Linked DNA regions of Mus musculus: region 2 is linked to region 1. The links are chromatin loops, found by intact Hi-C in ENCODE. Cell type or tissue: heart. All regions are shown on one strand. Links, peaks and the distances in the headings refer to the core of each region. The heading gives the core; the rest is flanking DNA. Region 1 overlaps Tox (thymocyte selection-associated high mobility group box). Region 2 overlaps Tox (thymocyte selection-associated high mobility group box).

The links. Peaks named below come from ENCODE experiments on the same cell type or tissue, not always from the same donor. Only the 100,000 strongest peaks of a DNase experiment are listed, where the experiment ranks them.
Region 2: it touches region 1 in a loop (2.1-fold over the local background); 8 of 42 quality-filtered maps call a loop at or near these places.

Annotation. Positions count from the first base shown.
Region 1 is chr4:6,887,185-6,903,238 of GRCm38, reverse strand. All of the region lies in intron 1 of Tox (thymocyte selection-associated high mobility group box), which reads left to right. Among named protein-coding and RNA genes, the nearest start is that of Tox, 96 kb to the left of the region's middle. In heart, for the core only: no CTCF peak of the experiment used is centred there; no DNase peak of the experiment used is centred there.
Region 2 is chr4:6,681,369-6,697,422 of GRCm38, reverse strand. Tox (thymocyte selection-associated high mobility group box) reads left to right here. Exons shown (of 9, transcript NM_145711.5): 7 at 1-13; 8 at 8,453-8,604; 9 at 8,962-11,070. The coding sequence ends at 8,998. Among named protein-coding and RNA genes, the nearest start is that of Gm11802, 11 kb to the left of the region's middle. In heart, for the core only: a CTCF peak has its summit at 8,629 (motif pointing left); a DNase peak (open chromatin) is centred at 8,592.

The DNA.
Region 1 (16,054 bases), core at 4,886-12,885:
TGTAAAAAGGAATAAAATTACATTTGTTTTTGGTCCTGAGTGGTTACAGTAGGATTATTGACTACCCTGTAATTCAATGCCCCATTTAACGAGAATGATATTAATTATGAGCACATTATTTTAAAAATTTCCAAAGCAGATTCTTTTGTGTCCACAGTGTGAAAACTCAGTGTCTGCCCATAGTCAGAGTTAGCTCTCCCTACAGTCCAGGGCAGCATGGAGGGGAGGCCAGCAAGTGGTTTGTGTGCATCTGGACCTTTCGGTGTCACTCAGGAAGCCTGGAAAATCTTTCAGCAAAAATGCTCATGCCATTTACCTCAGCATGACCTCACAGGCCCAGCATCTTGAGTCTGTCCAAGGATGTTTTATCCACAGCGCAGCCCACCTTGAAAGTTGTTATTCTAGAATATTCTTTATCCTAGAGTGAAATGTGAGGGCTCTTCTGCGTCACCGAACCCAAGGGTTAAGGTCAAGGGTAAGGGCAGAAAGGGAGATCCTTCCAACGCCTGCCCTGCCTTCCTATGCAGGTGCTTCAGATGTTTTCTCTTCACTTAGACCCTTGTCCATGAAACTGACTCAGCTTCTCTGAGGAGCATGTGAGGCTGCCATTCAAGGACATCTGACAACTGCAGTTTTCCTTGGAACATCACCATGTTAGTTGTTAGAACAATTTCAACGGACTACGTGGCGTTATGAGTTCACACAGTCTTGACTTGCAACTTATGGTCTTAGAGAAAATTTTTAAAAATTTAGATTACTTGAAAACCTTTCGAAACTGAAGCTTTTATGCCACTAGGGAGTGCAAAGCAGTCAGGTGTGCTTAGCCTTTATGCCATGGTTGTTGGTACAATCGAGAACGCACACTCTCTCTTTTTCTTTTTGAGTGGAACACATGAAGGAAAGCAGTTGCGAGAGACGGAAACCAACTCTTTTTCCATTCACCTTATTATTGAGCTGTGGTTTCCCAGCTTCCGTTTCTGTTATCAGAAGATCTGAAGCAAAGCTTCAGTTATGCAGAGAGAATGAGTTAACATCTAATCAAGTAGGAAAATAGCTTTAAACACCTGCTCCGAATTTGTAATATAATATTCAGAATAATATGACCTGGTAAATTACAGTTTAAAACCAGTGTAAGAAGCATGTCCTATTATAATGTCCATCAGGCATTTAATACCATTGTTCTTGTTTATTTCGTTTACTTAAGTTATAAAGAGTGTGTCTCATTCTTCTGAGAAATCTAGCATCTAACAGGTGTTTAATAACAGCATGCCTCTATGAAAATTATCTCAAGGGCACCCTTAGCAAAGGAGAGCAAGTCATTAAATACTAGTTTTAAAGTGACCTCAAAGCTTTACAATTAAGCAGCAAAGCTCACTTGTTATGCCTGTCTCCCTCTAGGGGATGATATGGTGCCAGGGACAGTGTGTTGGTGTTTTGAGAGACACTGGAGAAAGACAAAGAAAGGCAAATTTCTTAGGGTAGTATGCAAGCTGAAGAGAGAGAGGGAGGGAGAAGGGAGGGAGAGAGAGATATTAAGACAGAGAGAGATAGAGAGACAAAGAGAGATGGAGAAGGAGAGAGAAGAAGGGGAAGTGAAGGAGGAGTGAGATCAAAGTACAGTGTGCATGGACATGGCCTTTCCAAATTCATTTATTTCCAAACACAGTAGTATGAGTCTCTAACCGCCTCAGTGTGATAGCAGCAGATGTTCATTGCAACTACTGCAGAAAGCAGTGACTGTAGTGGAAAGGTGCTGGTCCCCAGCAGCCTGATGGAGGTATCACGCCTCCCAGAGGTAAAAAGAAAAATGGACTCTTAAAGGAAAGAAGTCTGCCTTTCTCATGGAGGTGATTGTAGCTGTGAACAGTAAAGAAGCAATATAGACACCCTCAACAGTGTATTATCCTTCATGATAATCGAGGGGGCAGCTAATGATTTGAGTGGGAGAGTGACTCAGAAGTCTACCAGACTCACACTCTACTAAGCTGTAGGAGTCTCTTATTGAAAATCTGCATCTTAGGCAGGTAAAGAAAATAGAAAGGAATCATAGTAAAAATAATTTATTCATATATACATAGACTATTTTGTTGCACGAGCTTAAATTGCCTTTTCCACAGCAACCAGTTTGGATCCAATTGAATACAATAAATGTCTTGTGACAGTGCTTGCATTTTTGCTTTGTGATTTCGGGCAAATGCAGAAAGATTACTGATGCATTCCTAGTCCAGAAATATGGTCTCTATTGATTGCGTTGACATGATAAATAGCAGTTTTACATGTTAATATTTATTCAGAGATGCTATTGCATCTATTATGAGCGTAAGTGCTTATAGAACCATTTATTGACATTCATTTTTAGTTGAGCCTAAGTTATCATTAGTGGTCTTTCCATAAATAGGCATTTGACACTTGAATATATTTAATAAAATGCATGTGCTAATTGTATTTGCCTGGACTCACAAGTCATGTTTTTAAATGGGGAAAATTAAATTGATATTTTTAAGAAATAGATTATTTTTGTTTGGGAGAGAAGTTACGCAAATAAAGACATTTTGTAAGGTAGATGGTTTATTTTCTCCTGGTTATTGAAAACCAAATAAAACAAAAATCCAATCCTGTCATTAGTGCTTTAACTAGCATAATTGGATAATGCTTACTTTTACATTGTTGTATGTCTTAGCACCCAGAATAATTCACTGCACACAGTAGACATGTGGATATTAATTATAAGAAACAATATATTTAAAGAAGAAAATACCAATCTATTGACTAATTTCTGCTAAAAAGAAAAGAAATCTTGTAAATATGGATTTCTATAAATGAATCTATTATTTGGGTCATCAATATTAAACAGTCTGAAAATGGCTTTCTAGCATTTAACATTTAAGAGAATAAAACTGAAAGCTGCAGGTGGGGAAAGATCAGTAGCACCCAAGTATGTTTTGTATTTAATGCCATGGAGCAACAGAAACACTTCAGAAGGCTGACCATGAGTATCAACCTCACTGCAACAACAGGCAGTGTTCTGGTCTTTCCTTAAGCCATATGATTCCTGTATGCTCTGCATTAAAAGGGCTGCTTTTTTAAAATTGTCTTCCTAGCTTTCATTTCCCATATTTTACAACCATCTTCAGACTGTTTGTTTTTATCCCAGGGTTAGTCAGCTATTTATTTCATTAGTATTAAGTGAAACAAGCCAACAGATAAGGAACTGTCTTTTTTTAAATCTATGTCTTTTATAATCATTTCTTTTTTAAGTAATAAATTTACATTTTATAATTGTAATCATGAAATTGCAAATGAAATCAGTTCTAGAAAGATTAATTTAGTTGTGCTCACAGCTGTGAAGATTGTGGAAATAAATATCATTTTGCAATAATGTATTCTTGACAAAGGGCATAACAAAAGAATGATTTCTATTCAGAGATAGTGGGGTATTTATTTTGCATGTTGGGGGAGGGGCATTCGGAGCCAGCTTTTCAACCCTGACCTAGTTTTGTAGCTGCTTATTATTCAGCTATATGTTTGAGAGATTCCTGTAATTTAATTTGGCATCCACTTCTGCATGTCTGCACCTAGCAGTAGGGGCTCATGATATTAGCAGTGTCCCATGCTGAATTGTATTTATTTTAAAACATCCAAACTCTCTTGGAACTCAGAAAGAAGGCGTTAATGTTACTAGGAACCTGCCTGATTGCAGCCAGGCTATCCTGTCCCGAGCGTTGCCATAATTAGTAACCACTGTTGACATTTAGATCCAAATTGAATTTCCTTCTAATTAAACCCAGAGGGGGTTGATCCTCTCAGATGTACAGGTTAATAAAATTAGTCAGAAACTGTTAAACAGTAAGCTGAATTCTCCAAGAGAGCTCTCCCAAAGTATTGTTAAGAATTCTGTAATTAATATTAAAGGCATTCATTAAATTTGAATTGTCTTTTTCGGCTTTGAGTTGCATATGGTTTTGGAGCAGCTATTTCTTTAATTAGGCTTGTTTCCTTTGATAACTACAGTTATTACTAATTTCTCTCCATGTTTGTACATTTTGCATTATAAACACATAAATACAAATCCTTCATACTATTCCTCTGTGCATAATCATACCACCATGATTGAGGAAGTAGTTAATAAACAATAATAAATACTAAACATAAATACAGTAGTAGGATGTGGTCAGGGTCTTCCAGATGATGCTTGTCTGCTCTCTATCGATCCTTGTCTTTCTTTGCCACCAAGATTCTGATGCTTTGGTGTGGGCTCTCAGTGCCTATCTCACAGGAGGTTTCTATGCAATCTTCACAAGGTTAGATGTGGATAGTGTGAATATGGATGGCTTCATCTGCAGAGGGAGCTCAGACTCACTTCAGCTGCCCTGTTAGTTCATTCTATCAGGGTGGCTATTCTTTTCCTCCTTTCCAGAAGGAGTGGACAAGACCACACTCAAGTATGGGAAGTAGAAAGGACAGGAAATTGTAACATAACCAGTCCGGGAAGAAAGGGGAATTTGGTCATTTCACCAGGCAACATCCCATTTTTAACTAGCTTTAGATGTGAGGAAACTTTAGGGACGCCATGCCGATCAATTGCTGTTATAATTGTTGTATTTATGACCTTATTTATTAATATCTTATATACTCTACAGAATAAGAAGATATCGTTAACCTCCTGATCTTATAAAAGCCTTGTTTCAATATGTTAATATTACTTTTAAATATGATTTCTTAATAAATTGTGGTTTTCTAGTTACTCGGTTGAGATTTAGCTGTCATTGTGCATTTTGCATTGTAGACAATGATTGGCTTCTTCCCCTTTTACTCAACTAAAATACAAAGCTTGGGAGGGCAGAACAAGTCTCTTGGGACAGTCGATTTAGAAATAGATTACAACAGGATTTGTCAAGGTCACTTTGATGTTCCACTCCTCAGGAGAGAGATAAGATCATGAAAAATGTTCCCCAATTTCTATTCAAAAAGAAAGGAAGAAGACAACTTCCTTTTCCTACTTAGGTCCCTTAACTAAATTGAATTAAACAAAGACATTTTGAGTCACAATCAAATTCAGATGGAGAAAATTGGAGGCAGACTAGGGCCACCCATGAGTTGCTTAGATAGCCTTTAATGTTCAAAGCCTACAGTGTTTTAAACTAGGGAATTCTTTTGTCTCGTCTTGTGTTGAGACAATGTGGATGTTTAGCCCAGGCTGGTCGGAGACACAGATCTATCCACTTCAGCCTCCCCAGTGCAGAAATTGCATTCATACGACACCATGCCAGGATAAAATGATTCATTTCCACACTTTTATGAATGGGATACATTATGCAACTGATAGAAGCCCTGTGTGAGAAAATCCCAAACAGGGTGTCCTTTAACAGTTCCTTAGACTCCTGCTGAGTGAAAATGGTACTCTAGAAAGTGTGAACTACCAATGAAGCCTAGTGGATATTCTGGAACTGAGGCAACGCTGGTCTGCTAGCCATTGCATGGAAGAGAACGAGACAAAGAGTAACTAATTGAGCTGCCAGTACCAAGAGAAGTAGAGTTGCGTGTATGTGCTGTATATGCTGGTGAGAGCCACGGGCTTGAATGATTTGCCACCTGTCCTTCCTGAGCAGTTTATTTTGGGGTGCTTTTAACCTCAGAGACAGATGTGGATGGGGAAAGGACCCAATTTCTGGGACCTGGAGGCTCCTGGCAGCCTTTTGAGCAAGTCAGAGACAGGCATTTCACCTCAGTTTGTTTCCTTCACGTGGGAGGTGAGAGACAGTGAACTCTTCAGCCTCACTCAGATTCTGTCATGGCTTTAACCCAAGGAGAAAGCATGGTGTTCGCATGAAGACAATTATTTGAAAAGTGTGTTATGATCATGATCAATATTATATTACTGAAAGGTATCATTACGGAATGAATATTAACCCACTTCCCAGGTAGGGGACCATGATTGCCAGTCCAAAATGTCATTCCCAGAGAGAAACTAATATCCTGATTCTGGTTCTAAAGCTAGGTATGTCTTATCTTTCTAAAAATGAAACTAATCTTTGAGCTCTGCCATCTCCCAATCACAGCCAAGACAATGATACAGGTCTAGTTGTCCTGGACATTGATGGCTGAACAATGTCTTCTGCCCAGTTTTCCAGATCACACCCACACCCACCCCCACCCCCCAGCAGTCACAGTATGTTCTAAGAATTTAGAACCAAACCATCTGCATCCTGAGATGCCTCCTTCCTTTATTTTCATGTTCTTTGGCTTCTTCTCTAAACTAAGAATCTGAGTCCTTCCAATGCATGCTTCAAGTGCCAGCTGGGTAGCTGGCTCAATGCACCATGATCATTACATTACTAATCTCTATGCTGGCTGGAGTCTAGGTCATTTGTATATGCTTATCATGACCCTTTAAAGAGATAAGAGCTTAGTTGTTTCTGTTTGAGAGGAGAAAGGAAGGAGGTGACAAGGAGGAACAAAGTGTTCAGTGACTTAGTGGCCTTGCATGGTTCCAGCAAAAAGTCAGTTTCATGCATGCTAGAATTGTACTCCGTGCCTGCTGAAGTTAGCAAGGCTCGATCTTCTTCTTTAGCAAATTCCTCTGGGTATACTGTTTGCCTGCATCATGTGGAGAACAAATTTTCATCAGGACCCAACTTGTGTAGTGACTGCAAAAAAGTAGGCAATACAGAAACATGCCCCACAGAATCAACAAGCCAGGACTCACAGAGACTGTATAGATATGACCTAGATCCACAGCTTGTGTATTATAGTTGTATAGATTGGCTTTGTTGTGGAACTACAAACAGTGGGAGTGGGACTGTCTCTAACTCTTTGTCTCATCTTTGGATCCTTTTCCTCCTATTGGGCTGCCTCATCAGCCTTGATATGAGGATAAGTTCCTAATCTTATTGCAACTTGATATGCAATGTTTGGTTGATATAGCTGGGAGGCCTGCTCTCTTTTTGAAGAGAAAATGAAGTAGAAGCCTGTCTGGGGGAAGATGGAAGAAGGGACTTAGAGGAGGAGAGGGAGGAGAAACTGCACTTGAGAGGTAATATATGAAAGAAGAAAGAAAATAGCAGGTGGTGTGTATAGATTCTTGAGGTGAGGGGGAGGAAACTAAGGCATCTGGAAATGACTGCACTCAGCAGCCTGATGAGAGTGACACATTTGCCTCTCCACTCACCCGCCAGGAAACTCAGAACATGGCTCAGACCTTATGGCTATTCCCCATCAGAAATGTTAGGAAGCAGAAAGAAAGGGGAGAGCTTGAAGACCTGGTGGGAGCTCCAGACTGGAAGAGATGGAGGCAGCAACCTTACTGCCCAAACTGAAAACATTGGAAAGGGTACCAAAGACGTGTAGTTGTTAGATTTTAGGGTGCCAAAAAAAGTTCACTGAGCTCTGCCAACCCAGCTGTCCACAGAAGCTTTGGTTTTCTTAAGAAATGAAAACTGCAAACATCAAATTTCCTTGCCTCTTCTCCTCCCTAAGGCTTGCCCTTTAGTGTCAGCAAGCCTGGTCTGGGGTCCCTATGAGGCTTCACTGTGCTGCTGGTAGGCTTTTCTGGGAGAGCACAACTTCTTTAGGGGTGGGTTTCGCACAGAAAAGCTGCTTGTTGTGCTTAGAAGAGGAAATAGAAATAAATAGGATTTCCCGCCCAAGAGAGAACGTTCTTGACGGATTGAAATCACATTGTTGGCAGGTCTAATCCTGAGTCTTTTTATTACCTTGTGTTTTGTTACACAAGGTCCAGATTCCCTCTGTATCTTTAGGTGCTTTAGCTAAATCATGTGTGATTGTCAAGCCTAAGGTGTTTCATGAGCCAAGAGAAAGGGATTCTAAAAATATAGCACATCTGAAATTAACTTGATGGTTGTCCCTGATTTTGTCCGGCATCCAGGCAAACTTCTTTCTCTAGCTCACTGGCTTTGTCTCATTTCCCAAAGCAAGGATGAGAAACACCCTTTCATGTTGCTTGGGCCATTCAGATGGTGAGGCCAATATGCAAATGGGCACATGTACCAGCGACCTGAACCATATCAGAGAGGCTAATGGAGTTGACATGTACTGTGATCCTTTGTCAAAGACCCTTCCAGTCTTTTCAATTAACTTCCATTTGTTTTTAATAGGAGTTGTGATGATAGGGGGACTATACATGTGTTCTCATGGTGCAGAAACTGCAGATAATAACACTTGACTCATTACCGAACATTGTCAAATGCATTATTATAGTTGATCCTCTTGATAATGCTTTGTGGTATGGATTATTATCCCAGTTTTATTGAAGAGGGCTGTGAAGACCTCCACTCTGAAAGGTTAAATGGATTTCATGATCTCCTGCAGTGTTCAGGTGATACAGCTGGGACCACAATCCCATCCGACCCCACTCTACTGTAGGAGCTAGCCCAGTGCTGGCACTGTGAAATTTTAAATTTCAATCTGAATGGCCTTGTAATGTTTTCATATTTTGTTGTCACTGGCTGTCCAACCTAAAATACTTTGGCCATCTTGTCCACTTTTTAAATTCTTTTGTGATGGTCTTTGCAAAATAAATGAGGAATGATAGTGACAGCCATTGTAATCGCCAACATCTATGAATGCTTCTTAAGCATTAGAGACTTGCTGTACATTTTATTCATATTGTTTTCTTTAATGTTTGCAATAATCTTTTGATTAAGTGTGCCTCCTCTATATATATCTTATTCACAAAAGTCATCACTGAGCTTGCAGATTTTCAGTATCAGAGCCAAGATTTTCCATTGATGTGGTCCGATCAGCTACCTATTGTCTGGTATTGATCAGATTTGCTCTAGGTGCTCTTGGACATACCCTGACAATCATTTTAAATGAGATAGTTCTGATGGGACCTCTATGATACGCCAATATTCCTAGTCAACAACCTGCAAATTCTCTTTCCATATTTATTATAAAACTGGATTACAAATAAGTTACAGATAGTCAGATTTTCATCTACTTTTTTCTGCATATTTGTATCTGTTTCATATCTTGCTTCAGTGGCATCTTGCTACCAGTGAAACTTCAGTTCAATACAAGGAACTAGTGATTTCTCTAGCAATAACTTTTTAGGAGATGTAAGTGGGGTCTCTTTATAGAAGGTTCTGTCTTATAGAAATCACATAACATTAGTCCTCAATAAGTTTGTGCCACTAACAGTGAAATAAATCAGCCAGAGGCTCAGGAGACAATATGAAACTGCAGTCTCCATGCCTTTTTATACTGGTGTGGATATGCTATGTGAATGCACAAATACATGCATGTGTGTGCATGCTTGTGTGCATAAGAGCGTGCTTGTATTCCATTGCATGGGTGTACATGACAGTGGGCATTCTCAGGTATCGGCACTCACCTTCTCCTCTGATAGGGACAAGGTCTCTTCTTTGTGGCTGAAATCACCAGGCTAGCTGGCTTGTGAGCTTCTAGGGATTCACATATTACACTACAGTAAGGAGCTTTACATAGGATCTTGGGATTCGAGCTCAGGTCCTCAGGTTTGTACAAGTGTTCTACTCACTGAGCTGTCTCCCCAGTCCTTGTTTCCTTCTTTATTGCTAGGAAACCACATCCAGAGCAATTGTCAGTGCTTCCTTAGTCCCAACCCATTAATAATCCCATCCCATGGCAACTCTAACCTAAAAAGGTTCGTCAAGATTCTTTATTTTGCAAGTACATTGGCCTCAGAGTACAGTCAGCAGAGACAACTTGTACATTTAGATATGGCTTAGCCCTCTTTTCAAACGAAGGCCCAGAGAGTTCAGCCAGTGTTTTAAGAGTTAGTCCAAGGAGATGGAAATCATTGCTAATTAAAGCTATTTTCATTTGCTGAAAGAAGCTAGTGAGAGCATTGGGACACAGTGGTGCATTCCTGTAATCTCAGCACCCAGGAGACTGGGGCAGGTGGAAAGTGTGTTCCAGGACAGACTGAGATGTAATGGCAAGATCCTGTCCAAAAGAGCTAAAAACAGTGACTGAAGAGGTGGCTCAGTGGTTAAGAATGCTTCCTTTTTTCCCAGAGGACCTGAGTTTGCTTCCCTGCATCCATGTCTGATGGGTCATAATTATCTAGGATTACACCTAGATCTGACACACTTAAAAAAAAAAAAAAACTCCACTTATATGTGGCAAGCACTTATATGTGACAAACACACACACATGAATACAAAGACAAATCTTTAAAGAAGTACCAGAAATGAATGTGAATTTTAAAAATCTTAGTTTATAAAACAAACCAATGGGGTTAGATTTAAATTCAATAAACATAAAATGAGTAAAAGCTGTATCATGGTAGCTTTGGAAACACATAGAGTTGTTTTAAGAAGAAAAGCACCTCAGCTACAGCTAATAACAGTGCAACTTCATAGTCAAACTTTGCCCAGAATTCTTGGTTTACTCTAGTCTATTTAGAGTCTTAACTTTAGTAAATGCTTTATCGTTCCATGTGCTTCCTAAACACTATACAATAGCCATCCATAAAATGCTTTAAAATTTAAACCTTGCTGTTCTAAGTACTACTTTTCTCCCCTTCTTAGTTGGCCATATTTTCAGTAGGTTAAACAAATTTTTCAAGAAATTAACTCTGTTGAACTAAGACAAATGAGAGTCTAATAAAAACTTTGTCCAAGTGTATTAGTTTTGTGTTACTGAAGTGAAATCCCATGACCACCCTAACTTAGAGAAGGAAAGACTGATCAGGGCTGATGGTTCTAGGAGGGTGAAACTCTATGATGGTTGAGCACACATAGCAGACATGGTGGCTGTTGTCAAAGCTGAAAGCTCACATCTTAACCATAAGCAGGAAGCAGAGAAGAAGACATGAATCTCTACACCCTCAAAGTCTGCTTCCAATGGCATCTTCCCTCCAACAAGGTCACAACTCCCAAGCCTCCCAAAGAGAGTAGAGGACTAAGTACTCAAATGCCTGGAACCATGGTGGCCATTGGTCACTCAGACCATCACAGCAATTGCAAGCAATGATGGCAGCTTCATGTTTCTAGCTGAGCAGTGGTGATAGTGATAGCCATGAGGACACAGAGGGAACAGTGTTTCTTTTGTGTGGGCTGAGAAAGAAACTCGATTTTAATCCGGTAACACCAAATAGACTAGAATCTTTCAGCTTTTCTTCATGTTGGCAGCCCCAGACTTTACGTCCCAATTCCATCAACAACTATGTACATAGTGCATTTTATGCCCAGAATTATTTGTAGTGGTTTTATGGTTTAAGGAAGGGCGGGAGGACAGAACCAATGGCTTCCTAGTACTCGATAAGCACATTTTCCACTGAGCCATGCTCAAATTCTTAGCGTTAGTCTACATGAAACTGAGACAAGAGAAGATCTGCCTGTTCCAAAGTGAGGAAGCAAATTGGACCAGAGCACTGGTGAGCCAGCAGAAATCGTTGAATTCAAACATACTTCCTTTTTTCTAAAAATCATTTCTTGATGTGAAGATCTGTGCACACACACACACACACACACACACACACACACAAAATCTAATAATTCTAAATTTTGTCTCAGTTGTTACAATTCGCTTTAAACGTGTCTTTCCAGAATTAAAGCCAGGGTCTTACCACAGACCAAAGTTAATGACTGTGCTTAAAAACTTGGCTGTAGGTATTGCTATCAACAGCTAAGTTTATATTTAGTGTTTGTTACCAGAGGATTACATAAATGCTGGTCTCCTGTGACTAATGTATGGGACATAAGAGATGAGACAAGTATACAGTTCTAATCTAACAGTCCTTGACTATGGATAAAACTATGAAACTTACTAGGACCTAACCCATGCATGCGTATGCATACATGTATATGTACACATGTATGTATGTATGTATGTATGTGTATATACATACACATATGCATGTACATTATATGTATGTATGTATGTATGTATGTATGTATGTATGTATATTGCTATTTCCTTTCTCAGACAGAAAGCAATGAATCCTTTAAAGCATAGAATTATATAGACATCATGCTGGTCAAGTAACCTAAGGGCTTTATGAAACAGCAGCTCAATTTCCTGTGAAATTTTTTCTATTATTCTTTTGTCAGTGGTCCATGTTTTCCAGTACTAGAGGCTTAGGAGTTCATGTGGAAAAAGTCAGAGAACACTGAACATGATGCACACTGGATCTAAAGCATGAACATTTGGGACCTCTTCTTTCCGGAGAACTAAGAATGGCCCTGTCCCACACTGCTATACTGACTCAAATATCAGGCAGGATCTGTGAACATAATGAAGTGATGTAGAGAGGTTTACAGAAGCATTGTGTGTGGTTGTGACCAGTGGAGGCAAGGAAGACAGCCAAGGGCTGGGCTTTGCAATAACATGGCGAGAGTAGACCCTAGAGTTCATTTTGTGCATAGAATGATCTGAGAAAGAAAACACATAGTTACCACTCAAGAGATGGCTCCAAGCCCACTAGGGAAGCAATGCTTTTCTTTCTGTCCCACCCTAGGACACTGGCTTGGGCTTGTGGTATCTCTGCAGTTGGTGGGAAAGACCTTGTGCTTCACATCCTGAGGGTTCCATGACCATGTCTGTCATCCCCGAACTAACCTGATCAACAGATCTTCACTTGGTCTTAGCTTCATTTGAGAAAAAGAGGTTTTTAAACGGTGGAAGGTTAGTTGTGTTATTTATGTTGAATTCTACTAGAAAGCCTCACAGTTCTAGCCTAGTGTGACTTTCTCCCCTGAAAATTAATACTGAACAAACTCAGCAATGTGGTCCTTGAAGTCATTAGTCACTGGTCTAGAATCCCATCACAGGTACAGGATTTTATTGCTCATTTAATAACAACTGATTCTAAAGTGTCTTTTTCAGGTCAATTTAGTATTTTTAAACAAATAATAAGTCTAATACATGTAATTAGTTTCATTGTAGAAGAAAAATTTAAAACTATGTATCATAATTTTCTTGGTAAGACTGTGTCTTCTATAGTATCTGCCAGGCACTGAGCAGCTCTCATAAAGCTGTCCCTGCAAGACAGAACCTTTATCCCATTATTCAGATGATACTTCGTCTCTCTGAAATAGTAAAATGTATCTTCTCAAATCTTCATAGTTATTTAAGCGGGAAAGCCAAGACTCAAGACCTATATTGTTTCTGGTCTCACAATTAGTCACATCAAACATTCTGGATTACAGATCTTTAATTTTATAATGCATGTAAGTGTTAAAGCCTGTATGTTATGAAATGTAAATGTGACATGGAGATTGGTACCATAATTTTATACTTGGAATGATGACTAAAAGCTTTACAAATGGTGAGGACCACGAGATTGAGGTAGTGTGCAGTGGATAGTTCTAAAACTCACCTCAGTGAGGGGAAGATAAAGTCATAGAAAATAGCACTTGACTGGACTCAAACTGCACTACTTGTTCACAATTGATTGTGTGTTGTTCAACCACAAAGATAAATAAGAACCCAGTATTCTGCAAGAGAAAAGTGGCTTAGATGTCAGAGAGACAGTCTGACTATTTTTATCTCTCAGTTGTAAACCATAGCTTACAGAGGCTGCGATGACATTGAACTGTTTTTTTCTATGGTGATTTACAGCCTGTGTAGTACATTTGTAAGAGCAGATGTCACATTTTATGTATTTGAAGGTGTCAGCTCTCTGACTTATATCTGAAGATTCTGCCCTTGAATCAATAGAATGTAGTGATTTCCATTTCTTAAAAGTGATTTTTCCAGCATCGTAAAAGACATGGAGTGAGTATTGGGGATTATAATGCTGCCGTTAAACACTTCCTTCTAGTCTTGCTTTTCATATACATCGTGATGTTCATCATCACTTTGTAGAATCTGACTTGAATAAACAACCATTCAATGAGCTGACCACGTTTGCATTTAAACACATTAAAAATATTTGCCTGGCTGTCCAGAGTCTGAGATGGATTGAGCAAAAGAAAATACATCAGGGTTTCCATAATAAAATTTACTCTTAGAAAGTCCACATGTATGTTATTCATCTCATATTTCAAATTGATTTTCATTTTACCATTTAGGGTACAGTTACTGGTAGTCTCATCTTTTAAAAAGTCAAATTTGCATTTAAATAGAAACTGTTTCAATCATTTAACATCTCAAAATCTAAACATTTTATTCATTCTTTTTTTTTTTTTTTCCTTGCCTTTCATTGCTGGGGGAAAAAAAAAAGCCCAGAACTGTGTTTTTCCATAGTGGTCATGAATACTGAACTCCACAGAGCAGAGTGCCCCTAAGCCTCATATCATTGACAATGCACCAGGCCCAGGTGAGAACGGTGTGTAGGCTGGGATAGGGAAGTTTACAGCTGACGAGTCATGGGACTCAATATTTTCTTCAATCAGATCTGAAGGAGAAAATTCAGTTCTTATTCAGTTATAAATAAACCACCAAATGGAAAAAGGACATTGAAAATTGTGGCAGGTAAGTTGTTAGTTTTCAAACATGTTGAAATAATACAGCTGAGGGATTTTGCTACCCAGAAGCAGTGTCATTACTCTGGCATTTGCTCTGTCTGTTGTTGATTTAGAACAAATCACAAGTATTTAGTTCTGGAAGAAGATGAGCCCAAGGATCAATGTCATTGAAATGTAATTAGAGGCTTCCAGCTAAACTATGCGAACACATTTAGGCATCAATAAAAAAAATAGGGTGCAGTGGAAGGAGTAGAATTGTCTTCACCTACATGGCTATTATTTGTGTGTCTTTTTCATACTCTTTGAGACATCATTTCCAACTATCTAATGCTGTCAAAAAAGGACACTAGCTGACTTTAACTATGATTTACTCATCATCCTGCAACTAAGTTGCTTAAATTGTGACAAATTCACTCCTGCTGCAAAAACAAACAAACAAACAAAAAACAAAACAAAAACATCCCAAAAAAACAAAAAACAAATCTTGTTGATCTTATTGAGAGTTTTTTGTAGCTTATGAAATAAAAATATGTAATTTTCATTTACCCAATGCTATCATATACATACTAAATGGTTACGAGGTGTTTTTAAATCTTGGTGTCTCATTTTTTTTTGCATAGCAAGATTTTAAAAGAAAGTATTTTGATATTTTAAATAGGATGATTTCAGAATTCATTGATAATCAAAAGCTATTTTCATGGACAAAAGAAACTGCACTTATTTATGTATATGTTACTTCTGTGAGAATTTTTACCCCTACTTCCCCAAATCTCTTTCAACTTGTTTTAATATATTGTTTGATATCTTGACTGACATAATTTTATATTGCTTCCTGAATATAATAACAATTTCTGACAATAAAAAAGTCACAGTTACCATTTCTTAAATCTCACGTTTATTTATTCCACTTCTTTGCTCAGCTCTATACCACAAACCCCATCCTCAATCCATACAATAAAAGCGAAAAGGTTCCAGGCTGCAGTTGGTACTTTCCATGAACATGAGCACAGACACCAGACCCCAGCTTCTCTGTTGATGTGTCTGTGTAGTCTTTCCTTCCTTCATTCCCCTATTCCTCCAGTTATGTCAATCCCTCAGGCCTTGAAGAGCACGACATTATTAGCAACTGTTTAGAAGAAGAAAGACCAAATAGCCTTTAGGTGATTTTTCCTGCTTCTTTCATACATTAGCATCATAGTCTAAATTGAAACTATAATACCTTGATATTTTGCTTAAGTGCCTCAGTCAAGGTAAGCTCTTTGCTGTCACATCGGAAGTGAATGACTGAGGCTGAAGAAGCACATGATTGTTCTTGTAGAGATTTAGAAGAGTCACTACTACTTCTTAAGCTATGGAGGGTTTTTGCTGTTGTTTGTTTATTTTGTACACAGGCCACTATGATCACAAAAGGCTGCTGTCATCATTCTATTGTGAATCCATATTTTCTTTCTGGTGTAGATACCCTTAAGAAGATTAGAAGGCTAGAAAGGGACAAGCAGAGGAGATAAGAAAGTACTTTTCAAACTCATAACCAAAGTGCTGATTTGAGTTTAATTTGAATTATTTCATATTTTCCCTGTGATCTGAAATTTTACCCTGCCAGTTGATGTGTGTGACAAAAACGTTTTCTTTGCTGTGTG
Region 2 (16,054 bases), core at 3,809-11,808, 200 kb after region 1:
CACCATGCAGCAAGTAAGTCTCTATCTGGGTTCTGTGCTTGCTGGGGGAGCAGGATGCTGGATAGTGAGCAATGCCCAGAGGGGGTGGTTGGTCTATTGGAAAGGAGAGAGACCTCAGATAGTTGACAGACTTACATCTGGAAAATATAATTTACACGAGGTAAGTTGTCAAAATCAGGCATTGATAGCACTCTCCAATCACTGCTTTTGGTTTATTTCTGGTTTGTTTCTTTAGTGCTAACATGTGCTAAGATGTCATGTGTCTCATAGATCTTGTTGAAACAGAGTCTGTAATTTCTTTCTAATGTTATTAGGAAATGAGGCTTTCTTGACTGAGATGACCCTTGAGTTCAATAATTGGAACAAAATGAAATCAGATTGAATTCCAAATTTAGTAGAGTTCTAGAAACAGTAAGAACCAAACAGTAACCACTGCCTCATTAAAAAATGTATACAAAGAGCCTGGAATGAGTATCTTTCCAACATGTAACAGACCCTGGGTATAATCCCTGGCAGTGCAAATGCAAGTGTGTTGGTGGAGGTGGGGGGGGGGGAGGGGGAGGGGGGTGGTGTCTGTCCTCTGCATAAATCATGAGAAGTTTCTGGGTAATTTTGTTCAGTTTTTATTTGAAATCAAATTTTCCTTTCAGTTTTTTTTTTTTTTTTTTAAGATTTTGATGTTCTTTTCTAATTTGAGAATTAGGAGCATGCTCCACAAACTCAGTGAAACATAAAACTATTCAAATACCCCAAAAGCTCACTTTCTAGAGTGGGCACAGGTAAAAATTACAAATCACAGCAAATTTAACCACTGCCTTTACCATTCAATAATGCTCTTCTCAGAGCTGGGAGAAAGTACATAAGCAGAGTTTCCTGGAGAATGCACATCTAGCTGTTTGTACACAGAATGCATGCTTACCCTAGGAACAGTAGGGGAGGAGAGGCAGCGGACGGACCATGCCTACGCAGTCTAAAATGCATTTTATATGGCTATTATAGACAAGGGTTCTGAAAGCTGACTACAGCAAACCCAGTACTTCTATTTAAATTCTTGGAAACTTTGCAGGGCTGGTGCTAGTCCTGTCCTTGTTTGAGAATGAAGAAAGTGAGGCTTGGAAGGTTAGATTAATAAGCTCGCAAGGTGAGAGCTGAAATTCAAATCCAGATCCAATTAGAACTCAGAAGCAACATACCTAATGCTTAGCGCCTGCCTCAGCCTCCAGCTTTCTTGTAGATTATTAGCAGATTTGGAACAGAAATCCTGTGCCGTCTAAGACTTTAGAATGCTTTTAAATCTTAGTTTCTTCTCAAATCAAACCATTTATGAAAAACAAAGGAATTCATCAACTCACTATCTTCCTTGGTTCCTAAACCAATACATTATTAGCTCACTGTCTTACCTACACATCACAGCCAGTTGGTGAAGCTGATTGACTAGAGGGAAGACTAGGGTGGTAACAATTTCCAAACTCCAGCAGGGTCTCCAAGTGCATTTATGACCAAGAGATGTTCATGGGGTAGAATCTTCATCCTTTGCATCAGACTTTACTCACAAGGAAATGGACACCAGTGAATGTGTTCTTATTTTAGCAAGTCAATGGTAGTCGAGTGATGAGTAAGCAATTTGAGAGCTGTCACTTTCACTAGGATGGGTTGACACCTGCTTGCAGGTGCTGTGCTCCAGGCCATGTGGTGGTCACAATGTGATAGTTCATCTACTTCTTTTTAAGGAAAAAAATACAAAGACACAATTTTGTCCCCCAGACAGAGGGACAGAAATATCCAGAATGGAGACCCTTTCCTAATTTGTTTACTCTTTCCTGTATTAACACCTCGAACAATGAAAAACATCATCATGAATAGTTTTCAACTCTTTCAGAGTTACAAAGGCTACTTGTACAAACTCAAGAGATTAATTCTAACCTACAAAAGTCTTAATATAGGGTGAAATGAATAACTCTTATTGTTTTGAACAAGGTATGTTTTAGTCTATAAGTCAGCTGTGTTACTATATCTCTGTGGAGCTGTGGACTGTGACATCAGACAGAAAATTTGGTAAGGTTGAGTAGATTCAGAAATGCCAGTGTAGGGTTGTTGGGGTCCCATGTCTGCTCCACTACAGAGCATGACCACTCAGGAAGCCAAAGTTGACCGAGCTTACCCAACTCTGTCACTGGGCTTGGGCTGTAGGGAAGCCCTGGGACACCATTCTGGTGATGGGTAAGTGTAGTCTGAGGTGCAGGACATCCGGAGGTAGTTTGGTGGTCCATGGACCTGTGAGGAGGCCAGGGCTGTCTGGTTCTCAGGCTCTTGGATATCTAAGCACCACTGGATGGCGCAGAAGAGTTGAGAATGGAGTGCTTCCCCCCACAACCCCCCTGTGGGCTGGATCTGGCTTAGGGCGGGGGAGGGGTGGGAGGGGAGCTCCCCTGGTCGCACAGGGGAAAGTCCTTGACTTGACAGTGGTAGTCTTGGGCTTGGCTTGAGCTTGGTGGCAGTCCTGGCTGGGAGTGCAGAGAGGCCTTCTGTGAGAGATTAGATGGTGACTCTATAGGCGAAGGCCTTCTCCATTGCTCCCCATGTTGGACCCCATTGGAAAGAGAGAGTCCATGGTTTTAAGACATTTATCCTCATGGCAGAAAGTGGATGTGTGAAGCCATACCCCACTTCTCAGGGTGGGCCTGAGATTAAACACCTTTTGCAGGAATGTCAGGGAAGGAAAGCTTATTGGCTAAGCCTTCCTGGCCTATAAGTACTTCATTAAAATGGAGGTCTGTCTTTAGCCTACATGACTACAGGTCAAGACCTTTACATGTGGAGGGGTTTGGGGTGTTGTCTTTACAGGACTGATGGTCACAAATCTATGGGTTAGCTGTGGCTAGAGACAGGGGCCTGGTGCCTGAGAATAGGAAAAGTGCCTACGCGTCCTTTCAGGGTCTCCAGGGCTCAGAACCTTAGCTCAACCGAGGACCAAGCTACATTTCATGATCTCACATCCTGATACCCTCATACCTGAGGATGTAGTTGTTTCATCTATTCCTGACCAGGTTACTGTCCTGAAACATATGACCACAACACGCCATGGAAAAGACTGTGAAAATCAGTCATGTAGGGGTAGTGCTTGAAGCTCCTCCACATGCAAATGAGGCATCCTTAACATCTCAGACCAAGCCAACAGAAAACATCTACCTTTAGACCCTGACCCACCCCAAAATGTATATAAGATCCTGTCCACAAGGAATAAAAGGTACACGAGAGTTATTTCATTATAGACTGTCTGAGAGTGTCTGTCACATAGAGCTATCACACTTTGAAGAAGAGTGTTTCCTCCCAAAGCTTTCGTAGCTGGAAGCTGCTGGAAACTACTGCTACCATTTCCCACTCAATGGCACCGACCTTGCCTCCTAGACTTTTGTGCTCCGCTGACCCACTGCAGCATAGTGTCTAGCTGTGCCACACTGACTCCAGAGCACCAGTGACTGCAGAGAGACTCAGGCAGCCCTCCTAGTCTGCAGATAGCATCTGGTACATAGACCAGCAACTGACATCCAACGTGGGGCATGAACCCATGACCCTGAGATTAAGAGTCTCATGCTCTACCCATAGTCACTCCAATGACACCACCCCTTTAAAAAAAAAAAAGGAGGAGTTGTGGGCCAAATAGACCCATGTCATCAGACAAAAACTGGGAAAATTGAATCGATTTAGAAACCCCAGTATTCTCATATCTGAGAACAGTGGGCATTTCATCTGTTCCCAACTGATTATGGTCCTGGAGCACATGACTACAGCACCCCACATGAAGATCATGACCATTAGTCAGGTAGCACAGAATTATCCATGCCACAAGGTATCTTAGATGGGCTGACCTCAAAGGTTTAGCCAATAAGCTTCCCTTCTTGGACAGTCTTCCTGCAGAAGGTTTTTAATCTCTGGTCCACCCTGAGTAAGTCTTATGAACCAATTTTCCATGATGAATACTAAATAAACGGTATGAACAAACAACGACCATCTCATCACAACCGCAGTGGGCTGCAAAGGCTGTATATGCCTTTGTTATATACAGCCAGGCCTCCTAAGTCTCCTACAGAATGCCCCTGTGCCCTTTACACTTTCTGACACTAGCCACTAAACAAAGCCAGAGGTCCCCCTTCCCCTGCCCCACGCCCCTGGGTTCCATCATCACTGCCCCATTCCTGACTCCTCACACTTCCCAGCAGCATCTGGGTATCCAGGGGTTAAGGAACACAAACTTCAGCCTCAGTATGCATCATTTCTCGCCTGGGATGGGGTCTCCATCTTAGGATGTGTTCTCCCACCCCTAAGTGGTGCATCCGAGCTTCCCATGAGCCCTCCACCCATGGCTGCGTAGGGTGAAATGCCACCTAAGCATCTCCCTTTCCATCAGCCCAGCAGAGGTCACACACCCCAGTGGTGAGGTAAGTCAAGGAACCACATATTTCAACATGTGTGGGGCTAGAGATCATAGTAAAAGATAATAACAGGACCTCACAATGAAGGAAAATATCTACAAAAATGGCACTGGCTAAAATCACTTTCAATAATGCCTTGACCATGTGAGCTGTTAGTAAAATAACTATGGAATAATAAAGCTCTGAGAAATTAAATGAGTAGTATGTAGTACTCTTTGGAGAAATTGTAGATTTAGCTGTGGACTCTTTAATTCCTTGGAAGTTTAAAAACAGTTGATATGACAAAAATAAGTTGAGTGTGTCATAATATGTGCCAGGTATTGCCCGGACTCTGAAACTTAACTGATCTAGGAGTCCAGGGAAAGGAAGCCTTGCTCGCTGGAGTTGGAACATGGGAAGTGATAACAATCAGGATAAGAAGACAATGGATGGAAATGCTATGGCAATGACTCAGAAAGTCGCCAGTTCATGGAGGAAGGGCAGAGAGCACTCTCATGGCCCTCCTCGAGGGCTCAGGGCTCAGGGATGCAACCTTTAAACCCTGGAAGATTGGAAGGGTGTACAGACATTCCAACAAAGACCAGTAAACAGAAAAACAAATTCTAGGAGATGAAAATCATAGGGAGGGTGTATGAGTCATGGGCATGAGTCTGCAGATTAGAAAGGCTAGAAGCTCTATCAACTGACCATCTGAAGCAAGATGGAAGACTTGGCACCCACTGATGGGGTGTAGCACACTCTCAACAGCGTATCGGGTCCACTGTCCATGACATGAGTGGGATTTTAGCAGTAGATTCAAGTTGGCCTGTGTGATTCATCACCCAATCCATCTTTATCCTGAAGCTATTTGGGTCCTAATATGTTGACAGAATTCCTGTCTAAGCACTGAAAGAGAGACAAAATAAAAATAATGGCTACTGTACTTTTTAAACATAGTCTCACATTTCAGTATTACTTTGGATACTTTATTATCCCTTTGAAAAATGATTTACTCCAACAAAAAAAATTGTTAATGTACCAGGAATAATATTCCATTATTTTCTTGAAGAGTATCTTATTGTACATTGAGTTCATGGACCTACTTTTTGTTGTTGTTTTCTGTCTGTCTCTCAGTGCACTTTTATTGTTGAGTGAGGTCAAGAGAAAAAAATCATTAATATCTGTCAATTTCCTTTATAACCTTAAGAAAAAAATCTTTCTATGATACCACAGACAGATTTTCAATTTCCTTGTGTAATAAACAGCTGCTTTAGGATCTGGGTGTAATTTTAAGGTTTTCTTTCTTTTTTTTAAATCACATTGAGATTGATGAATAAATCAGCTGTAAAGACAAAACATTGATGCCTGTTGAAAATACCTCTCCAGACAGACAGGAAATGAAATTAGTTCGCAGTAGCATGCAGTTCTAAGGATCACTGCTTCATGGTGCTACAGGCTTTTCTCAGACTTGCTGTGTAGCAAAACAAAACAGTGAGGGCTACAGAAATCTAATTAAAGAGCAAATGTCCCTTCTGACATCAAATTAATCTTTATCATGTTTCCTATTTTTAGTTCAATCTGGCACCAGAAAATAAAATTTAAAATTCCAGGCATGCTACAAAACAGTTGGTGATTTTTCTCCTGAGCATTAAAATGCAAAATATTCAGTCTCGTTTAATTAGACTGCTAAGCAAACATGTTTCAAAAAATTTATATCATCATTGTTGTTTCCTATTTACATCCATAATAGACATGTACTCTGCTCAAAGGTTGACCTTAGTATCGTTTTATACAGTGTTCTGAGAAATGTTTCCATTTCTATGTTGAAAGCAAAACAATGTTAAATACCATTACTTCAGTCTATAGCCGTATTTTTCTTGGTCCTTGGTTGTTTGGGAAGAAGTGATTTATTTAAATGTTGATTTTGAAAGTAGCATAATTTTCCATGTTGGAACTTTGTATATAACACATAATTTTGTTTTAAATTATTATTTTTTTTAAAAAAATGTTTTCCTGCTATTCTGACTCAACCTGTAGAACTATTTTCAGTTTGTATTATATTTTCCTTCACCTTAGTTGGGATATTTGTACTTATTATTTGCTTTGATCCTTGTTTGCTTTTAAGTTAGAGTTTGTCAGTTGTGTCCTAAATAAATAAATAAATAAATAAATAAATAAATAAATAAATAAAATTCCAGCAGAGAACTCCACACTAAAGAGAGAAATAATTCTTGCCATTTACATGGTCGTATTTGCCTTTTTTACTGGAGCATCAAATTCTCTTTCTTTATTGAAAACCATGGTTTCTTAAGGCACTGTGGTAGGCTAGGCGCTGAGATTATGTAGTAAGCACTGCAGACAATGATCACAGCCTGTCAATGAGCTCAGTGGTCAAAGAAACCAATACAGGGTCTCTCAGAACTTTCTTCAGCTCTCTACCTACTATCATACTGGACCCTAGTGACAGAAACTGAGAAGGTGAGCAGCAGGTCAGGACCAGGGGAAATGAAGATCTTTCACTGAGGGCATTGAGGCTCCTTTCATGCTGGGAATACCTAGAGAAAGGTTCCGACTGGGCTGGAAAGCCAGTGGACAACTGCCTTCCCTGAGCTACAGGAAGATGCCTGGAGCCTGAGCTACAGGGGCCTCTGTTCAGGACCTCCTCCTCCAAGGCAGTTGTTACTTAGGAAATCTACTGCTGTAAGGGTGTGTTGGGTCAACAACCAGTAATACTAAACTCTTGACTTGTTGGTGACTTTTCACCCTGAATTTTGCCTCTCTCCACAGTTTCAGTGGAATAGACATGGACATGGGTCTATCGGGGTAACATGGGCTTATCAGTGGAATGGTAAATCAGTAGATCTCTAGAAGCCAACCAGAGGGCTAAGGAAGATTGAAGTAGACATAGTTTTCAAATCACTATGTGAGGGACCACCCACACATGAGTAAAAGTCTAAGGAAAAATCTTATTTAAAAATCAACCCTCCCACCATCCTGCTTAGTTTAAGGAATATGTCAGTAATATTTCGCCTTCCAAAGCTACTTGAAACTAAATTGTGCATGGTGCATTTTGAATCTTGATTTCTTGGATGTTAAAAACCATGGCTAGAATCTGCTGCAGAGACAGCCATGAGATTAATTCCGCTTCTTTCTGTGGTCACTTCCAACAAAGCCTGCTTCTGCTGCTCTTGAATTCACCTGATACGCTAAAAATAAATTGTGTATAATGTGTTTTGTTTACCAGATATAGCTATATACTTCAGAGATTCCGTCCTTGAATTTTTAATAGCTTTGCTGGGATTAAAAGTCAACACTTCATCACTAGTGAATTAAAAGAATCTTCCTGAAGTCTGAGTATTGTTTGCCAGCTAAGAGAGTTTTCAATTAAAAATATTTTCTGTCTTTACATGTTTTAGTCCCTATGTTTTCCAATGGCTAGTTGTTTTCTGTCTCTGTATTAGTCCAACAACTGATTTAAAAAAAAAAAACAAAACAGAAACAACTCTTTGGTTGAAATTTTTAGCTGATAAGAGAAATACAAATAAAGAAAAAGCAGCAGATGGTCCCATTGTGACTGAATGAAAAAAAGGGTTTTGAGTAACAATGTGTGAATAGGTGTAGCCTAATAAAACACTCAGCCACCTGCTGCCTGAATCCTTCAGGAAGGCTCGGTCGCTTACTCTGGGGCTTAACCATTAATGTGTGTTAGGTTGATAGAAACCATCAACTGTGAGAAGCTTACGTTCATTCTCCCTTTGCTTACATTGAGTTGGCTTTTCTATATTTTAAATTGTTTCCCAACTCAATGTATCTGCCAAAGGGTGTAATGAAAGGGTTTTGGACACCTGGTTAAGCGAAGGAAAGGTAAGGATAATGAGGTGATGGGTGTTTCTTTTTTACTCTAAGTCAGGGAGCCCCTTCCGCTGGTTCCTACAGAAGTGAGGTGGCCTACCATATTTGCGGGTGTGGATAACTATGTCTCTGCTCTTTGCTTTAAAAGGTACCGCCTTTTCTCAAATGTAGATTTGCTTTTCCTTCAGGGATTTACTCTTCAACCCGACTATCAGACTATTATCAACCCTACATCTACAGCTGCACAAGTTGTCACCCAAGCGATGGAGTACGTGCGTTCTGGGTGCAGAAATCCGCCCCCACAGCCCGTGGACTGGAGTACCGACTACTGCAGTAGTGGGTAAGCGGCCGGCCATCGCCACCTGGTGGTGGAGAGTCTCACAGCATGCGCCTCCGTTCGGGAGTGGGGCCTCATGTCCAGGAAGGCTTCAGAAAAGTAACTTACATACATACATACATACATACATACATACATACATACATACATACATACATACATACATAAAATGTAGAGCCATCATCTTCTAGTCTTTCCAAGAACAAATGCCTCCATGTTTCTCTTTCCTAGGGATTTAGGTCAACTATCTATGCGCTTGAGCTAGCACAAATAATACTAGCCTCACCACCCCAACTCCCTCTGCCACCCCCTCCCACTGTGATTCTGATTTTCTTGTAACCGTGTTTTCTCTCCACACAGGGGCATGCAGAGGGACAAAGCGCTGTATCTCACCTGAAAATCTCGACACCTCTTCTTTCCACTGAGGAGTTCAGGGAAATCTTTTCACCATGGATTGCTTTGCGCACTCAAAGCAGTTCTTCATTTGATTAGAAAATACAAGTTACTAAGCACTTAGGACCATGTGAGCTTGTGGGTCACCCACGCTGGAAGAAATAGTCATGCTTCTTTATTATTTTTTTAATCTTTTATGGACATTGTTCCTCTTCCCAGAAGGAAGTGTGGACCATTCTGATTTCTGTTGGTTTTGCTGTGAAGTGCTGCGGCTCTAGTAACTGCCTTAGCAACGGTAGATGTCTGGGGTAAACGGTCCTGGGTTTTCCATTGGTTTTCATAATGGGTGTTTATATGAAACTACTAAAGACTTTTTAAATGGCTTGATGTAGCAGTCATAGCAAGTTTGTAAATAGCATCTATGTTACACTCTCCTAGAGTATAAAATGTGAATGTTTTTGTAGCTAAATTGTAATTTGAAACTGGCTCACCCCAGTTTGTTGATTTCACAGAGGGATTAAAATTGGCAAACATTCATATTTTTACTTCATTTTTAAAAACAACTTACTAATAGTTCTATATTTTCAAAATACTTGAAAAAATATTCCCAAATGATTTTAATTTAAAAACAATTTGGCTTTGTCTTATTGATCAGACAAAAAAGAAGCTAGTATGGAGGGAAGCGCAAACACATTTATTTTGTATTGCAGAAAAAAAAATCCTTTTTTGTATCACTTTTGTGTAATGATTAGTAAATGTCATCCAAGTCCTGTTATGGATAAAGCTGCCAAATGCTCACTGGCATCTTAGCTGCAGAAACAGGCCGGAACGCGCTAGCTAAGTGCTCCTCTTTATCTATGGCTCTGTGTTACTGTTTCTCCATACTGTGTCTGTATTTAATCGTTTTCTTCTTTTTTTTATGAAACTTGTTGCGCCTATTTATGAAATAATAAATATAGGTGTTTGTAAGTAAATTTGTTAGTATTTGAAAGAGGTTTCATTGATGTTTTAATTTTTGCTGGCAAAAAAAAAAAAAAAAATCCATGCTTGGTGTGAGTACTTATTTAGTTTTTACAGTGACATGAATAAAACCAAATCTGCTTTTCATTTAGTAGCAAACTAGAGGAACGAATCTGTATTTTTGCATATCTTTTGTTGACATAAATGAAAAACAATTCTACTTAGCAATCTTCTTTTCCTGAGCAACACAACAGAAAACTGCTCCTGAGGTGCCACCCTTGCCAGGCCTAAGCAAACACCAGTGCATCCTCTTCCTAAAGAGATAAAAAGAGCTGTTTCTCACTTCTCAGTTCCAAAACAGTTGCCACCCCCCACCCCAACCCCCACCCCCCCAACCCCAACCCCCCCCCCCACACACACACACAAATGCTAAGAACCAAATTCAAGTTGAGTCACCCAGAATCCCAAAAGTCACATGCTTCTCATGGCATGCAGAAAACATTTAAGAATTGACCAAGGGTTCAGGAAGAGATCAAAGGGGATATGGTGTCTAGAATCAATCTAGAAATGAAGGGCTAGTAGTCAGACCAGCTCAAGAAATAGGAAAATCATGGGAAGTGGACGCAGTTGCTAGAAACTGAGCACCCTGCTATCCCCCGTCTCTGCTCTCTTCCTTTTCCACAAATCCTGGGTCACCACTAGCGATGTGCCAGTAGGGCTTTGCATAGCTCTGATAGCAGAAGGAAGGGGTGAGGAAAGGTCCCCTTCCACAGACTTCGGTCACATAAATTCATCTGGCTAGACATGAAGAGAATGGTGGTTTTGTGGAATGTATGAAATAACCTTAGCAATTTAAATACATCATGTAATCCAGTCAAAATTGAAAAGACAAAAGGCTTGCTTGCTTTGGATTGATTTTCAGACACTGTACAACGTTGAATCACTCGGCATGTAATAACTAATAAATAATGCAGATCCGGTGTTATTATTAAAATGACGGGGGTTGAGAGCTCAAACTTTACTGTCTTGATACTGTATAAGAATTCATGTGATTAACTTCCCAGTTTATTGTTTGGCTGTTTAGTATTTTAGAAATATACCAGCACTACTAATTAACCAATGTCTTTTATTATTGCATTATGATAAAGTATAGCTCCCCCTACATTAAGTCTGAACTGAGAACAGCCCTACCACCTAAGACAAGAGGTTTGTTAGATTGATTGCAACTTTTCCCAGCAGGCAAAAAGAAAAAAATGTAAAATATGGAATATATTATCAATTAAGCTCTTACTGCACATGACTCTCTTCTCCTTGGAGATTTCCTCAGACTTGAAAGGACATTCCCAGGGAAATGAGGAATCGCGTGTAAACATCAGGCCAGAAGTGACAGAGCAAAACGGGTATTAACAGCTCTGAATGCTCCAAAAGTTCTTTCCCAGAACCACGTGAGTGTTTCTCACTATCCAAAGAAATTGGCTGTTTTTCATTCTGCCATCTTCAGACACAGATGACTTTATACACTATGATAAACGTATATAACTTATACACTATAATAAACGTATATAACTTATACACTATGATAAACATATATAACTTATACACTATGATAAACATATATAACTTATACACTATAATAAACGTATATAACGTATACACTGATAAACGTATATAACTTATACACTATGATAAACGTATATAACTCATACACTATAATAAACATATATAACTTATACACTATAATAAATGCATATAACTTATTCACTATAATAAACGTATATAACTTATACACCATAATAAACGTATATAACTTATACACCATAATAAACGTATATAACTTATACACCATAATAAACGTATATAACTTATACACCATAATAAACGTATATAACTTATACACCATAATAAACGTATATAACTTATACACTATAATAAACGTATATAACTTATACACCATAATAAACGTATATCACTTATACACTATAATAAACGTAGATCACTTATACACCATAATAAACGTATATCACTTATACACTATAATAAACGTATATCACTTATACACTATAATAAACGTATATAACTTATACACTATGATAAATGTATATAACTTGTTACCCAAAGAAGCAGTGCTCCTGGGCAGAGATCAAAGTCACCCTAAGGATTCAACAATGAGACTGAGCATAAGGTATCATCACTCGTCTATGCAAAAGAGAGTGGTGGCTAAGCAGAGGAAGAACACCCTGTGCGATGGGGAAGACTTGGTTCCATCTCTAACAGAAGAAAAGCCGGTGCTCTGAGTTACATCTACATGCATGTGAGTTGACAATGGGAATAGGTCAGATCTTACTTGCAGGGGGATCCAATTCAGGAACATAGCTAAAGAGGAAGCTGTCTTCTGTGATAATTATTATTTGCTTTCCTGGAGGCAAGAAGCCCCTCTACATGGGACAGAGCTGTCCACACAACACCAGGATTAACCAGATTCATTGCCCAGAAATGTTTAAAACTTCAGAATGCAACACTTAGGATTAGTGCCACCATCTATCTCTTTCCATGCTGAAGAGTTTTCCCACTCACTTAAAAAGTCATTAGCTCGACCCATGTGACCGAGACAGTTCTCACCCTTTTTATCAGCAAAAGAAGCCATTTCTGTGGTCCACCAGAAGATGGATGTAGGAACTAGAGACAGCCACACTTTTAGCTGTAGCTTTAAATATAATGTCTAAGGCCGTTGGAAGTACTTTATAAGGCACTAAGGAAAAAAAAAAAAAACACTCAAAAAGTAACTGACAGATGGTTTACACATTACTCCACTTAGACGCTCCAGCCTGGTAAGGACTATAGTAAACTGGCAGATCGCAGTGTCTTTGTTAGAGGGAAGTTGCAGTCTACTAAAACTTGAAAACCTATAACAGATAGTTGTTTTCACAATAATATTTGTAGAATTGGCAGGGACTACATTCTTATTCTACTGTTAATCCTCCTTTAAAGCAAGTATAGAAGAACAGGAAACTCCCCAACTGTGTTGCTGATAGTTGGACAATGAATAACAGTGACAAAGCATGACACAAAAGTAGGGTAAGTTTGGCCCCTAAGTATGTAAATGTAAGTCAGTCCTGGCCAAAATCTCTCCCCCTTCTCCTCTCCCATCCCTCCCCTTCCCCTCCGGCTCCGTGAAATTGAGTGATTTTCATATCCCTAACTGGAATACTATAGCACAGTAGGTTCACATTTAATATTATAAAAAACAAGAAAACATCACACATTATTCTCCACATAAATTGTACTGTGTTTCCTTTCAAATATAAAAATGAATTAAATATTTGCTTAAAGGGAAGCACTATAAAGAGAAAAAGATGGAAATACAACACCATGATACTTAAGACTACAAAGGTTTGAAAGAACAGGGCATGGTGGCACATACCCTTAACCCCAGCAGCATTCGGCAGGCTGAAGCAGAAGAATCAGATCTAGTTCAATCCAGCCTGAGGCAGGAGGATCAGTTCTAGTTCAAAGTCAGCTGAGTCTATATATCAAGTTCCGGTCAGCCAGGACTAGAGTAAAACTTCTCGAAATAGAGAAAGAAAGAAAGAAAGAAAGAGAGAGAGAGAGAGAGAGAGAGAGAGAGAGAGAGAGAGAAAGAAAGAAAGAAAGAAAGAAAGAGAAACGGGTGAGGGGAGGACAATTCACAGGAAGGAGGGAGGAAAGGAAGGAGGAAGGAAGGAAGAGAGGGAAGAAGGAAGGAAGGAAGGAAGGAAGGGAGGAAGGGAGGGAAAGACAAAAAGAGAGAGAGAAAAAGAAAGAATGAAAGACAGACAGAAAGAAAGAAAGGAAGGAAGAAAGAGAAAGAGAGAAAGAAAGGAGAGGGGGAGACAGGAGAGAAAGAGAAAGAAAGAAAGAAAGAAAGAAAGAAAGAAAGAAAGAAAGAAAGAAAGAAGAAAGAGAGAGAAAGAAAGAAAGAAAGAAAGAAAGAAAGAAAGAAAGAAGGAAGGAAGGAAGGAAGGAAGGAAGGAAAGAAAGAAAGAAAGAAAGAAAGAAAGAAAGAAAGAAAGAAAGAAAGAGAAAGGGAGGGAGGGAGGGAGGGAGGGAACGAAGGAAGAAAAAAATGAAAACTTTTTTTTTTCTAGTCGTGACAAGCAGAAGATATAATATACCCTCAGCACATGAAGACTATGCAAGCAGGAGCAGGTGCTAGACACGTAGGAGTGCTGGGAACGAGAGAGAACTCTCAGGAGACAAATGTATGGATGCTAAATTCAAACAGTGATGAAGGAACAGGATACAGTGGGTAGACTTGGTACAGGAAGAAAAGGATTCATTTTCTGGATCCCACCTAAATGACACCGGGGGAGGAAGAAATAATAGTGTTTTTAAAATATAGTCAAAGGCCATTTTCATGCTTTCATATGGCACCATTTCTCTGTGTGAACAAATAGATCTCCAGGTACAGGGGGAAGAGGGAGGAGAGGGAGTTTGGGACTCCAAAAGAAGAAAGATCTTTAGTACCAAGTTAGAGGAAATGGCATCTAGTGTGTGCACAGAGTGTCAGCTTCACCTTATACTTAACCAACCCTTTGTTTCCAGCCTCAGAGTATATCTTAAGTGTAGTGAAGCCTTTGTTCTTTGATGGATGCCCAAGAGCAATGATAGGTTCTATTTCAACATCATCGGAGCCTGGGCGAATTACAGAAGCCCATCAGCATGGTTAGTTCACCTTTATCAACAACTTGGTAGTCAAGACTTTCCAAAGTGAAATTTCATTCACACTGATGTGAGGCCAAAAATGGGGGGTGGGGGGGGGGACTAGACAATAACATGGAAAGACAAACCTACAGGGAAAATAAAAACACAATTCTAAACATTCTATGAACAAAACTACAGTTTGGTTTTTTTTTTTTTAAGTCTGGCATGTCCCTGTTTGACAATTGTGTGTTTACAATAAGCCCAAACATAATTGCTGTGATGGGCTGACAGGGAAAAGATTAATTTGGCAAAGATTAGTATTGACTTGCTGTTTATTAAGGCTTTTAAACAGCTGTATCTGGCAGCATTCCTGTAAGTGGCTGTCATCAGTGAAAAGCAGCCTCACACCCCGGTGCCCGCCAGCTGTTACTGCACAGTCTTGCGTGGCTCTGAACATCTCTCTCCAGGCAAAGCGGCAAGAACAACTATTGCCAGATATGCCTTTTCTTTCTCCCATCACACTCTTTCTTTGGTGGGGGTGGGGAGCTGCTCAACAGCTGAAATGTCAGCTCAAGCCTGATGGCTTTGGCTGATCAAGGGGACAGGAAGCCAGTAGGTGGTTTTGGGTGCTACATGAACACAAAGCCCAAATAAGAGTGCTACCCTGTTAGTCACCTCACACAGACAAGAAAACCACAGCCTGCAACTGTTGTTGGCAAAAGGTTTTAAAGACAGAATGCTATCAAAGGTCTGGAGTCATTAGCATTCCAAAAATCACCATGTTATTTCCCCTAGCTTGAAAAAGACCAGCCAAGGGGAAGTGGGATAAAAGTTGGCTACTATGTCAGTCTGCAGAAAAGGCACTGAGGGGTCCCTCTGGGACTCAAAAAAAAAAAAAAAAAAAAAAAAGTGAACAAGCCCCGAGGCAAAACACATCCCTTGCTCTTATTTAGTGGCAAACTACAGGGTGAGACCACTTCACTTGATACCTATAAAAGAAAAGGCAGATAGAGAATTATACTGGGCCAAGACCCAACCATGATCTTCCACAAGCTGTAGAAAGAGCTCCTGCAGTGCTCTAAACACCAGGTCTCAAAGGCCAAGTGCAGTCATGGAAGCCACACCCAGCCTTCCCAGGAAAGCTGGGGTGGGGCTTCATCTTAGCCTATGTGACCTATCAGGGCAAACTCAAGAAGACGTGGTGGACTCTAATATTTTGCTACTGGAACTTCTCAATGCCCTATGGCATGGGGAGGAAGGGCTAAGCTTCCTAGAAGGGCTATAAAGCAGGTGGCAAAACCTTCACTTAATCCCATGTAACTGTATTTTGAAGTTAGTTATTGGTGCAGACAGATCTTGATGTTTAAATAAAGATGAAATCCAGATTGAACCTAAAAAGTAGACAAAGGAACCATACTAT